Regions from separate parts of the Homo sapiens genome. Here region 2 is linked to region 1. A link is a loop called in an ENCODE intact Hi-C map of the cell type or tissue named here. Cell type or tissue: mammary epithelial cell. All regions are shown on one strand. Each heading gives the region's core, and the rest is flanking DNA. Links, peaks and the distances in the headings are about the cores only. Region 1 overlaps AOAH (acyloxyacyl hydrolase). Region 2 overlaps AOAH (acyloxyacyl hydrolase).

The links. Peaks named below come from ENCODE experiments on the same cell type or tissue, not always from the same donor. Only the 100,000 strongest peaks of a DNase experiment are listed, where the experiment ranks them.
Region 2: a loop joins it to region 1, with 5 times the contacts of the local background. A loop is called at or near these places in 2 of 110 quality-filtered maps.

Annotation. Positions count from the first base shown.
Region 1 is chr7:36,580,758-36,583,675 of GRCh38, forward strand. All of the region lies in intron 12 of AOAH (acyloxyacyl hydrolase), which reads right to left. Among named protein-coding and RNA genes, the nearest start is that of AOAH-IT1, 18 kb to the right of the region's middle. In mammary epithelial cell, for the core only: a CTCF peak has its summit at 1,645 (motif pointing left); a DNase peak (open chromatin) is centred at 2,024.
Region 2 is chr7:36,647,061-36,649,978 of GRCh38, forward strand. The region is part of intron 4 of AOAH (acyloxyacyl hydrolase); the gene reads right to left. Among named protein-coding and RNA genes, the nearest start is that of AOAH-IT1, 48 kb to the left of the region's middle. In mammary epithelial cell, for the core only: no CTCF peak of the experiment used is centred there; a DNase peak (open chromatin) is centred at 1,581.

The DNA of each region.
Region 1 (2,918 bases), core at 252-2,751:
GCAAGATGAGCTGTCTGGGCCTTTCTTGGGGAACCCTGCTGTCAGCATCTGTGGGACTCTCCTCTTGGGCTGTTCAGATTCCCCAGGGAAGGATCTTCTAGTCTGCAGCCAGGAGAGTACAGGCTGGGTTGGCAACACTCTGGGGCATGTAGGGAAGGGTCCTCAACATTTAGCATTCATGTGTTTCCGTAGGATACTCCTCTCCTCATTTATGTTTGGTGTCTTCCAGTCCAGAGGCCCTTGACTTTAGTGTTTCCAGAGAATAAAGCTCTAGTCTTATTCCAGAGTATGGGAGGGGCAGTTGACCACCTGTGGAGAGTTGGAAGGGGTCTGAGGAGCTAACTGCTCTTCAGCAATCTTCCAACCAATACTTCTGGTTTAGCCTCACCTGCATTTCTACAGCTCCCACATGTAACCAATCCCCAAGTCTTCTGGGGCTTCTGCAGTGTGAACTGGGTTGCTTCTTGGCATTCCCTCCAACCAGCTTAGGATGCAGCTCTCCTGAATCTACTAAGTCAGTTACCATTCATCTGTCTGATTTCTAGCTTCCAACGTTTTGTGGCTGTTGGCTCTTCTTGTTCTCTTCGTCCTCTTGGACAAATTCATTTACTGTCGTTAGAGTAGGGCTTTTCAAGGGAGAGATGTAAGTGCTTGTGTTCAATCTGCTATCTTACTCAAAAGCCTGAAATGGATACCTTATACACTGCGTCACTTATGCCCTCTGCCTTGAGTATTTTATTATATTTTGGAAAAACAGATGGGAAATGGACACTGGATCTGAGTTTGATACTAAAATAATTTTATGGTCAATAAAGAGGGGTTATTTTTCTTTGGGAAAGTAATTCTTACCTATTTAGTCACAAATGTATTTTTGATCATTCTGAGAATGGAATTTATATACCAAAATATTGTTTTGCTCATGTCCTGCTCATGAAGAGTAAATAGTGTAGGTATTAATATTATAGATACAGTTAGTTGCACCTTTCATTATAAGAATATAGAAATCTTTACCAATAGGAGATAGTTCTAATAACATTTCTGACTAGAAATAGCATCTAGAATTTTGGGATGAAAGCCTTGTACCAAGCACTAGAAAGTATTTCACATAGTAAAAGATACTGCTTTCTTTCATCCCCATCCCGAATCTATAATCTCTCTTATATATTTTAGGAACTGCATTTCTCAAGGAGTGCTCAGAAATCCTGAGTATATAGTGGGATCAATATAATATTTTGATATGCCTGCAAATTGAGAAGATAGCTTAATAGAAAATTATATATATGCAGGGTCTTGAGCTTGTAGTCATAGGACAAGCTGAGGCTACTAGGATGCTATGCATAATGAGGCTAAACTATCATGATGATTCTGGCCTCAAATCCTCTTCCTCTTGCTCTCCTTTCTCCACAAAAATCCAGTGTTCCAGTGTGATCTTTTATTTTTCTCTTTCTGCTCTGTTGTATATATCAAAATCCGGTCCAATGTGCTAGGAGGAGGTGACTGCTTTTGGGCTTGTAAGTTGAGGGATGCACAAGACGGGTACTTAAAAGTTCTTTTCTCCACACTTTGCCCAATGCCTACAGAACTGAATCCTCAACTCCAGGCATAGGCATGGAAGTGAGTCACGTTAACTTTCCAGTTTCACCAGCTCCTTCTACTGGAGGGCCTGGCAGTACAGGCATTTCATGTGAAAACACACTGATTGGGTTTTGATTTCTAGCACCGTAATTCAAAATGAGTAAAACTCAAACAGAATGGCTGTTACTCTTCCCAACATTGGCTCAGGGAACACAAAAAAATCACTTTTTCTGAGAGCTTCCTAATGCCTTCCCCCACTGCATTTCGGTAGAACAAAACAGAGTAATATCAAGAATGGGCCTCAAGAGTAATGTAGACAAATTAAACAGGTTGATTTAAAATGAAATAAAAGATGGCCTCCCATGTTGACTCAAGGCAGAACCTATTTGGAGAGAGGCAAAAATGGAGTTCTTCCAAAGGCTTTGTAGCCTGCCAGAGATCTCTGAGGTAAACCAGATGTGATATGATTCAAGCAAGAGTGATGTAGCATATTCTGATGAAATTTCTTAGTCAGTGTCTTTTTTTTTTTTGAGACAGAGTCTCACTCTGTCACCCAGGCTGGAGTGCAGTGGCATGATCTCGGCTCACTGCAACCTCCACCTCCTGGGTTCAAGCAATTCTCCTGTCCCAGCCTCCTGAGTAGCTGGGATTATAAGCGCATGCCACCATGCCCAGCTAATTTTTGTAATTTTAGTAGAGACAGGGTTTCACCATGTTGGTCAGGCTGGTTTTGAACTCCTGACCTCAGGTGATCCTCTTGTTAGGCAATTTCTGACTCTGTCCAGAGGCACAGCTTGCTTGGGTATAAATTATGAGTCTCCATTAAGTTGAATCTTAGGGAATAAGTTACAAAAAACAGGCTCCAGCAGTAGGGTTGGTGAGAAATACCTGGGGATATTTGATGTGAAGAGTTAGGGAGGGGAGTAAATTAGGATAAACTTGGGTAACTTAGAGACTAGACAGGCTTTAAGGCTTTATCCAGGGACCTTTTCTGCTAGGAAAATTTAAGAAAAGGGTGGATAACTTTCTTTCTAATGTGGATGGAGGTCAGGCCAGCATAGGGCCAGGGAGATAGATTAAAGACCTTTTAAGATTCCTTTCAGTCCTTTGATATTAGCCACATCCCAGAGTTCTGTGTAACCCCTAACTCACTACATCATAGAACAACTAAGATGTAGCCTCAGAGAGTGATAAACATACAGAATATGACTCACCGTGGACTCAGAGAGACTGGCAATAAGCTAATTATGCAGAGGTGAGGATGGCTACAGAGGAGGTCCTAGGAGTTCACATACAAAAAGATTAGCAGGACAGCATGATAAATTTTGAATTTGGACCAGAAA
Region 2 (2,918 bases), core at 247-2,746, 66 kb after region 1:
GGAAATTTCAGGGACTAGCACTATGTTTGAGGAATAAAACAGCCAGACTGTCTCTGCTTTCATGGAGGTTACACCCTAACAGAAGATGCAGACATTAAATATTAATTTTACAATTATCGAATTACAATTGTAATAAGTGCTGGAAAAATGGAGTGTGAAGAACGGAGATGAATCATGGAAGAACTGGCTTAACTTGGGGCATCAGGGAAAACTTCTTAGAGGGAATGACTTTGAGCTGAGCTCTAATGGGGGTGATTAATTAAGTGAAGATGAGGGCCAAGAGTGGATGCTGGGAGAGCAGTGATTAAAGCCTTAAAACTCAAAGGATCTTTTAGAACCATTCCCAGTCATTAGCGTCATTAGCGATTCTTGAGCTGAGGGAATTAATAAGCATGTTCTCAAGAGAGATAGTTGTTGTTTTCTGAATTTCTCAAAAGCAGACAAGAAAAATGTTCATATCTCAAATATCATAGAAATACCTTCCTTGGAATAATTTGATTTCTTCCACTTATCGGAAGTCAATAGTAACTTAACATTTGCATTATTTTTGCTGTTCTTTGAAGAGTTTTAACACCTCTATGAGTTTAATAGCCCCCAAATCAGTCTTAATACAAGTTTAAGTAGACAAATTATACAAGATTCCAAATATGGGTGTTAACAAAAATACAGCTTTGAATCTCTGGCAAGATCATGTGAAATGCTTGGAGAAAAGATGGAACAATAGAGCATAAATCCAGACATAGCATTCCAATGCCATCTTCAGTTCCCTTAGAGTTCTTTTTTTTTTTTTGGTGGAGTATCGCTCTGTCACCCAGGCTGGAGTGCAGTGGCGTTATCTTGGCTCACAGCAACCTCCGCCTCCTGGGTTCAAACTATTCTCCTGTCTCAGCCTCCCGAGCAGCTGGGACTACAGGTTCACGCCATCATGCCGGGCTAATTTTTGTACTTTTAGTAGAGATGGGGGTTTCACCATGTTGGCCAGGCTGGTCTCGAACTCCTGACCTCAGGTGATCCTCCCGCCTCGACCTCCCAAAGTGCTGGGATTACAGGTGATCCTCCTGCCTCAACCTCCCAAGTGCTGGGATTACGCCCGGCCCTCTTAGAGTTTTAAGCCTTCAAATATGCAGAGAGCAACTTAATTTTGTAGTCTCTGATACTGAAAGCCTTTTCTGTTTCTGTGATAATTTCTTGCCTAATCACCATCAGAACTTTGTGAAGTCCAAATACATAGGAGGTGGATAAAATCTCATTTTAATTTTTCACTTTTTAAATTATAAGAAAGGATGAGCATTTTCTCCTAAATTTTCAGTCCTTTGATATTTTTCCCTAAACCATTTGTTTGTGGCCTTTGCTGACTTTTTTTTTCTTTTTGATTTTTTTAGGAGCTCTTTGATTCAAACAGAAAATAATTCATTGTGTGGCATATTACAAAACATTTACCCAGTATGCCATTTGTCTTTTGACTTTGTGAAGGGGGCAAGTTTTTACTAGTCAGATGTATTAGTATTTCCCTTTGTGACTTTTCAATCACAAATTACAAATACAATTGCTCAGGTTTTTTATGGTTCCTTTTTTTTTTTTTTAAGTGATTCAGTCTTTAATCATTTGGGATTTATTTTGCTATAAGGTATAGATAAACATCTAGCTTAAATTTTTTTCAAATGTCTAGTCTTTAGTCCACTGTATTTATTGAGTAATCCAGTGTTTTACCACTGATTTGAAATGCTATTTTAATCAAAAACAAGAATCTCAAATGCATTGGGATATATTTTGCTCCATTTTAAGCTGACTTTCTGTGTCTAGAAGGCCTTGTCATTTATCTCATTGTTCATAATTTCCTCAGATGTTTAAAGGGGAACTTTTAAAAACATTGTCAATTATACAACGTTACAACCAACAATTTGAATTTTGATTTTTTCTCTGTAAAGTTAAGATAATGGAATAACTTTATAATTGTGTGGGAGGATTTTAGATGCTGTGTATATGCTAAGCACTTAGTCCAATTTCAAATCAGTTGTCGTTGCCTTTTATTCTATAGCCCCTAATGTGTACGTATACAATAGAAGCTTAGTAAAGCTTTGAGCTTCAAGTTCAGGTGGGCTGGCACCAGGATCTGTGCTCTTCGACATCGTGTTGAATTGCCTCTCACAGGTAGGACAGAAATTTGATTGCTCTGGAAAGCTGGAGGGGAATGAGTGTTCTGTGAGGTTTGTTTCTATATTTATTTTATTAGAATGGGAGAGACTTGAGCGGGTTACTAGGCCTTCTCATTTTCTTCTTTGGGTGTAGATAACTTCATTGCACCTTTGTAATTAGTCAGCATGAGAGACAGGACTAGCTGGATTTCCTAGGCCAACTAAGAATCCCTAAGCCTAGCTGGGAAGGTGACTGCATCCGCTTTTAAACATGGCGCTTGCAACTTAGCTCACACCCGACCAATCAGGTAGGAAAGAGAGCTTACTAAAATGCTAACTAGGCAAAAACAGGAGGTAAAGAAATAGCCAATCATCTATCGCCTGAGAGCACAGCAGGAGGGATAATGATCGGGATGTAAACCCAGGCATTCTAGCCGGCAATGGATACCCTCTTTGGGTCCCCTCCCATTGTTTGGGAGCTCTGTTTTCACTCTATTAAATCTTGCAATTGCACTCTCTTCTGGTCTGTGTTTGTTACGACTTGAGCTGAGCTTTCACTTGCTGTCCACCACTGCTGTTTGCCGCCGTGGCAGACCTACCGCTAACTTCCATCTCTTCAGATCTGGCAGGGTGTCCGCTGTGCTCCTGATCCAGTGAGGCGCCCATTGCCGCTCTCCATTGGGCTAAAGACTCACCATTGTTCCTGCATGGCTAAATGCCTGGATTCATCCTAATCGAGCTGAACACTAGTCACTGGGTTCCACGGTTCTCTTCTGTGACCCA